Regions from separate parts of the Homo sapiens genome. Here region 2 is linked to region 1. Evidence: read pairs that join two places in POLR2A ChIA-PET (ENCODE). Cell type or tissue: MCF 10A. All regions are shown on one strand. Each heading gives the region's core, and the rest is flanking DNA. Links, peaks and the distances in the headings are about the cores only. Region 1 overlaps MYH9 (myosin heavy chain 9). Region 2 overlaps MYH9-DT (MYH9 divergent transcript).

The links. ChIA-PET counts read pairs that join two places held together with the same protein. Peaks named below come from ENCODE experiments on the same cell type or tissue, not always from the same donor. Only the 100,000 strongest peaks of a DNase experiment are listed, where the experiment ranks them.
Region 2: POLR2A ChIA-PET joins it to region 1 with 13 read pairs; 20 of 35 experiments call an interaction of 5 or more read pairs at or near these places.

Annotation. Positions count from the first base shown.
Region 1 is chr22:36,328,217-36,331,123 of GRCh38, forward strand. The region is part of intron 3 of MYH9 (myosin heavy chain 9); the gene reads right to left. Among named protein-coding and RNA genes, the nearest start is that of MIR6819, 43 kb to the left of the region's middle. RefSeq lists enhancers at 1-171, 172-801, 780-1,029, 2,692-2,907, 2,821-2,907. In MCF 10A, for the core only: no CTCF peak of the experiment used is centred there; DNase peaks (open chromatin) are centred at 655 and 1,365.
Region 2 is chr22:36,408,692-36,411,598 of GRCh38, forward strand. MYH9-DT (MYH9 divergent transcript) reads left to right here. Exons shown (of 3, transcript NR_183573.1): 3 at 1,336-2,310. Among named protein-coding and RNA genes, the nearest start is that of MYH9-DT, 22 kb to the left of the region's middle. RefSeq lists an enhancer at 456-1,076. In MCF 10A, for the core only: no CTCF peak of the experiment used is centred there; a DNase peak (open chromatin) is centred at 1,550.

The sequences.
Region 1 (2,907 bases), core at 245-2,744:
CAGGAACTTTCAGCAACTATCAACAGCTCTATGAACTGCTCGGCAAGGAAGGTTATAAATACCCACCCTCCCCCAGTACAGGAGGGGCAGTAATGCCCACACTCTGAAAGCTAAGTTTGCCAGAAACACTAAGGCATCCTGGCTGTTCAGTACTGGGTATTCAAGCAACAGCTGAAAATATAAACTCATTTTTTTCCGTTTTATCCCGCCCCATCTAATAGCCTCACCGTCCTTGAAGTCAAATTGGCCTGAATCCAGGATCAGGCTACTTACAAATATTTGAGCTGCAGTGAGGTATTTAATTCTGAGTCTCAGTTTCTACATCCACAAAGTAAGATCTGCTACTAACTCCCTTGCAGGATTAGTTTGAAAAATAGAAATAACACATAAAATGGACCTGCCGCAGTCCCTGTAAAGACAGTAAGCTCCACAAACGGTTGCTGTCTATACCGACTTCCCCAACGCGACGTCGCCACGATGGGTGGCAGTGGCGTTGTCAGGGCAGTGGGAGCATCCGTGGCTGTTGGTACAGTATCAGCCCTGGGTGGAAACACGGATTCAGCGACGTGTGAAGGACACACTGAGTGGCTCGCACCACCTGGTCAGGGCCCTGCGTGACTAGGCACTGGGAGAATGACTCACGGCTTTCCACGTGCATGGCCTCAGGAGACACATTTAACCGTTCAACACCAGTAGCCACCGACCAGCTAGGCTGCCTGCCTCTTCCGAGGTGAGCTTTCTAGCATGCCTGACCTCAGCAGCGTGTGGGGCTGGGCACTGCCTCCAATCTCTTCTTCTGCCCACTGGTCATTCAGGAGGGAAAAGGAAGCCCAGACAGAAAGAAGAAAAAACAAACCTCACACCCAACACCAATGGCAGCTGCCCCTGCCCTGGGCCGCAGCTTCCTCCCAGCCCCCTAAGCATCAACGGGGTGGGGGCGCAGAGGGGCTGGGTCACTCTCATTCACAAACACACCCCACACCCTGCTCTCTGATGTGGAAACTACTCAGGAGGCAAGCTCTAGGGGAGGCAAGCCTTACTCCCCCTTGCCTTTCTCAAAAAACACGAGTCCTTCAAGCCTGCACAGCGAGGACAGAGATTAGAGACCTGCATCCTCGACTAGACAGACGGGAAGACAGAAGGGAGGGAGGCGGCAGGAACCACAGCCTGGGGAAGACAGAGCAATTTCATTGCTGGCCCCTAACGACAGTGTGGCAACCGATAAGGGTTTGGAACAAACATTTTTGTCATCCCAGCCCCCTGCCCTCCCCCACTGCGTCTCCCTGTGGTCTGCCCCAGCTGTGGGCATGTTTAGTCACCGGCTCTACTAGCAGGCAAGAATGTACCTGCGAGTGCTGGCAAGTCGTGAGCAGCCAACGGCCCAATGCTACCATAAAAGGAAACATTCCCCAACCCTTCCAGAGGAACCGTTTTCCCAGGGCTGTCCCTAGGATGGCTGGAATTCCTCTAATTGTGTGAGGAGGAGTCAGAGGCTCTGCTGCTGAACAACAGGAAGCAGAGCCCCCAAACACACTCGAGGGCATGCACACAGAGGCGCACGCACGCACAAGGGCATGGACACACACATAGACACGCAAGCATCTGTGCATACACAGTCACATATGGAGGTAGGTGTACAGAGGTACGTGTGCACAGAAATACATGCGCACACACGTGTGCAAAGCCATATACATAGATCCACACAAGGCACACAGCTGCACACGCATTCACAGATGCATATCCACAAGCACAAGTGCAAACACAGGCACGCAAGGCACATGTATTCACAGGTGAATGTGAACATACATGTATGTACATAGCCATGCACACACACGGATGTATGCACAGGCACACACACTTCAAATTCCGAAACCCCAGAGCCAAATTCAGTGTCTCCTCTCCATCCACCCGAGCGTCCCTAGCTCTCCCACTTCTCCAGCCTTCCCCGTCCAATTCCTGAAGCCAATTTACCACTGTCAACACAGCCTAACCATACCTTAAAGAAATCTGGATTTGTTCTGCCAGGAACATTCATCTGGACAAATGCTTTCTGAAAGGCAAACTGCTGGGAGGCCTCCTCATTGCATCTCTTACCGCACTGCTTAGTATCCTAAATCCACCGGCCGGATGCACCACGAATCGTACCATGGCCCCATGCAACCGAAAAGGTCTTTCCAATGCTCAGGAAGGGTTTTGGTCTGTTATCTTGTGTGGCCTCCAATAACCTTACAAGGTATTGTATTGTAATGTACAAAGCAGGTATTATCATCATTGTTTTGCCATCTTTCCACACAGCGGTTCTTCTGGATTTGTTCCTGATCTCAGAGGCATCTCTTCTGGGCAGTGGGGTGGTTAGAATTCTTAGCAACCAGTGGGCTCTTTGGCCTACTCAGTTTACTCTGCAGCCCACCTCCCCACCCTATGCATTCTAGTGGAGACTGCCATTGGCGCCCACCCCATCAACCCTTCCCCGCACTGTCATCTCACAGGATGAGCACATTCAGAGTCCGGCCCAATCTGCTTGTTTTGGCTCGAGTCCTTATTTGGCCTGTAAGGACTGAAGGCTTATTTGAAAACGCCCTTCCTTCCTCTAAACGGGAGGAGGCCGCCAGGGACAAGCCTCTTCTGGGACACGAGCCCCCTGCCAGATGAAAGTCTAGCCGTGGTAGGCGCCTGAACCCACTGCCCCAGCCCCTCTCTTGGTGAGGGTGGGGTAGAGATGGGGTTATGAGTCACTCTGCAGTAGTTTTCAGACTTTTCAAAAAGCAGCGGCAGTCCTTCCTCAGATAAAATCTTCCCAAATTCCTGAGCAAGGGACAGTGGGTGGTGGAGACAGGGTTCCTCAGAGCACAGTTTGACAACCACTAGTCCATGTGTCTGGAGCAGTTCTGCAAAGGAGGAAGCCAC
Region 2 (2,907 bases), core at 191-2,690, 80 kb after region 1:
GGCCTGACAAATTGCACACTGTGTTGCTTTATCCATTTACTCTTTGTCTTCACTAAAACATAAACTCCAGGAGGGCAGGAACTTTTAGGGTTAGTCCCCTGCCCTATCTCCAGTGCCTACAACAGCCCTGCATTTAATAAATGTTTGTTGATGGGCCAGGCACAGTGGCTCACGCCTGTAATCCCAGCACTTTGGGAAGCCGAGGCAGGCAGATCACGAGGTCAGGAGATCGAGACCATCCTGGCTAACACAGTGAAACCCCGTCTCTACTAAAAATTACAAAAATAATAATAATTAAAAAATTAAAAACAAAAAATGTTTATTGAATCAATAAATGACACTGAGCCAAGGCTGTGAAGCTGTGCTGATGAACCATCTGGGACTGTAGGGGACTGTCTTGGTGACATTCTAAGAAGTACTCTTACACAAGTACAAACTAATTGTCCTGGAAGTACAGGGAAGGCAGAGATCAGTTCTGACCTCTGGGCAGGGACGAGGAGGCCTCTGAGTGATCCCTTTAGGCTGGGTGAAACTTCAAAGGTGGCAATATAATGAGAGAGAGAATCTCATGTGGAAGGAATGGCAAGGGCAGTCAAGGGCAAAGCTGTTTCCAGGGGCAGAAAACCGGGTTAGGGAGACCAATCCATGTGGCTTTGGGTTTAGGGTTGATAAGCAGGTGAGGAGGAGGCTAGGGCAGGTTGCAGAGGGCTTTGAATGCCAGGTTGTTTGGAGTTTACAAGTCTCTGATAGTGTCCTAAGAAGAGCAATCTGTATCTATATATCATCAATATCTATATCTATCCATATACACATATACACATAATAAAAACACACGTGTGTTTATTTATTTGAGACAGGGTATCACTCTATTGCCCAGGCTGGAGTGCAGTGGTGCAATCTCAGCTCACTGCAACCTCCGCCTCCCAGGTTCAAGCGATTCTCTTGCCTCAGCCGCCCAAGCAGCTGGGATTAGAGGCGCGCACCGCCATGCCCGGCTAATTTTTTTTAGTAGAGACAGGGGTTCGCCATGTTGGCCAGGCTGGTCTCGAACTCCTGGCCTCAAGTGATCCGCCAGCCTCGGCCTCCCAGAGTGCTGGGATTACAGGCGTGGGCCACCGCGCCCGGCCTTTTAATGTATAATAGCCTTTTAATAGGCTCCCATGATTCAGTTGGGGCATAAAAGATTTTACAATGAAAATCTCCTTTCCACTTGTATTCTCACGGCCCCCGCCAGGGAAATTTGCCCACCCGGAGAAGTAACCAACGTCCTTATGTTTTGTGTCCTGCTCCAGCCGATTCATGTTTACAGCGAGTCCCTCACACCCGCCGTTTCAGGTTACATACACGGGCGGTGCAGCGGAGAGCGCGGCGGCGAAGTTTCAGGCCCCTGCCCAGCCCCACTCGCCGCAGCCAGGTAGCCCCTCCACCCTTCCTGCCCGGAAGTCCTGCGCGCTCCACCCAAGGACAGGTGGGTTAGCCAGGGCACGCCCACTTCCGTCTCATTAGCCTATCGAATACGTTATGCAAATTGACACACGACCCCGCGCCTCACGACAACCAATGGTTGCGGAGGCGCCGCAGGTCGCCCAGGTTCCCGTTCTCAGGATGCTCTGGGAGCTCTGCCACGTTTCTGCTGTGGCAGGAAGAACTGAAATTCCAGAAGCCGGAGAAACAAGCCGCCGTCAAGACTGCTGAAGCGAGGCCTACGGCCCTGTAATCACACAAGCTCAGGCTTCACGGAAGCTGGAGGCCATGTCGCCTGATCCCCGGGCTGACCCCTTCCCTCCCTCCGCGTAGTTCCTGCCAAGCTCCAGGTGCCCGGTGCCCACGTAGTCTCGGTGAACGCAGAGAAATCACTGCAGATGTAGCCACGCTTCTCTGAGTTAAGGACTCGGCGTCCGCAGGAGAGCCAAGGCCTCGCTGCTGGGGGTCAGAGCCTCTCAGAGAACAAGAGGCAAGTCCAAGTTCTGCCTCCACCACTTGTTAGCTATGCGACTTTGGGCAATCCGCGTCACCTTTCCAAGCCTCATTTTCCTCATCTGGAAAATAGGAATAATAACACTGCCCTCCCAGCTACGATATGAGGACCAATGGCTAGTCAAATGGAAAACACGAGGGTCTTTGCAAGCCATTGTGCTTGGTGGTTAAGAGTATCACTTCGGTTAGACAGATTTGAATTCAAATCCTGCTTTTCCCAGTTACTTGTGTTCCAACCTTAAGCAAATCACTTACTTTATCTTCTGATTCTCACTTTCTTCAACTGTAAAGAATTCCATGGGCTGTTGTTAGGATTAAATGAGTTAAGGTTTATTGATTGAGACAGGATCTCTGTCACCCAAGCTGGAGTGCAGTGGCACAAACACAGCTGACTGCAGCCTCAACCTCCCAAGCTCAAGCGATCCTCCTGCCTCAGCCTCCCAAGTAGCTGGAACTACAGGCATGCACCACCACACCTGGCTAATTTTTTTCTTATTTTTGTAGAAATTGAGTCTTACTAGCTGGGCGCAGTGGCTCACACCTGTAATCCCAGCACTTTGGGAGGCCGAGGCGGGCAGATCACGAGGTCAGGAGATTGAGACTATCCCGACTAACACAGTGAAACCCCGTCTCTACTAAAAATATAAAAAAAAGAAAAAAAAATTAGCCGGGTGTGGTGGTGGGCAACTGTAGTCCCAGCTACTGGGGAGGTTGAGGCAGGAGAAAGGCGTGAACCCGGGAGGCGGAGCTTGCAGTGAGCCAAGATCGCACCACTACACTCCAGCCTGGGAGACAGAGCGAGACTCCGTCTCAAAAAAAAAAACAAAACAAAAAACAAAGAGAAATTGGGTTCTTACTGTGTTGCCCATGCTGGTCTTGAACTCCTGGGTTGAAGCAATCCTCCCACCTGAGCCCCACAAAGTACTGGGA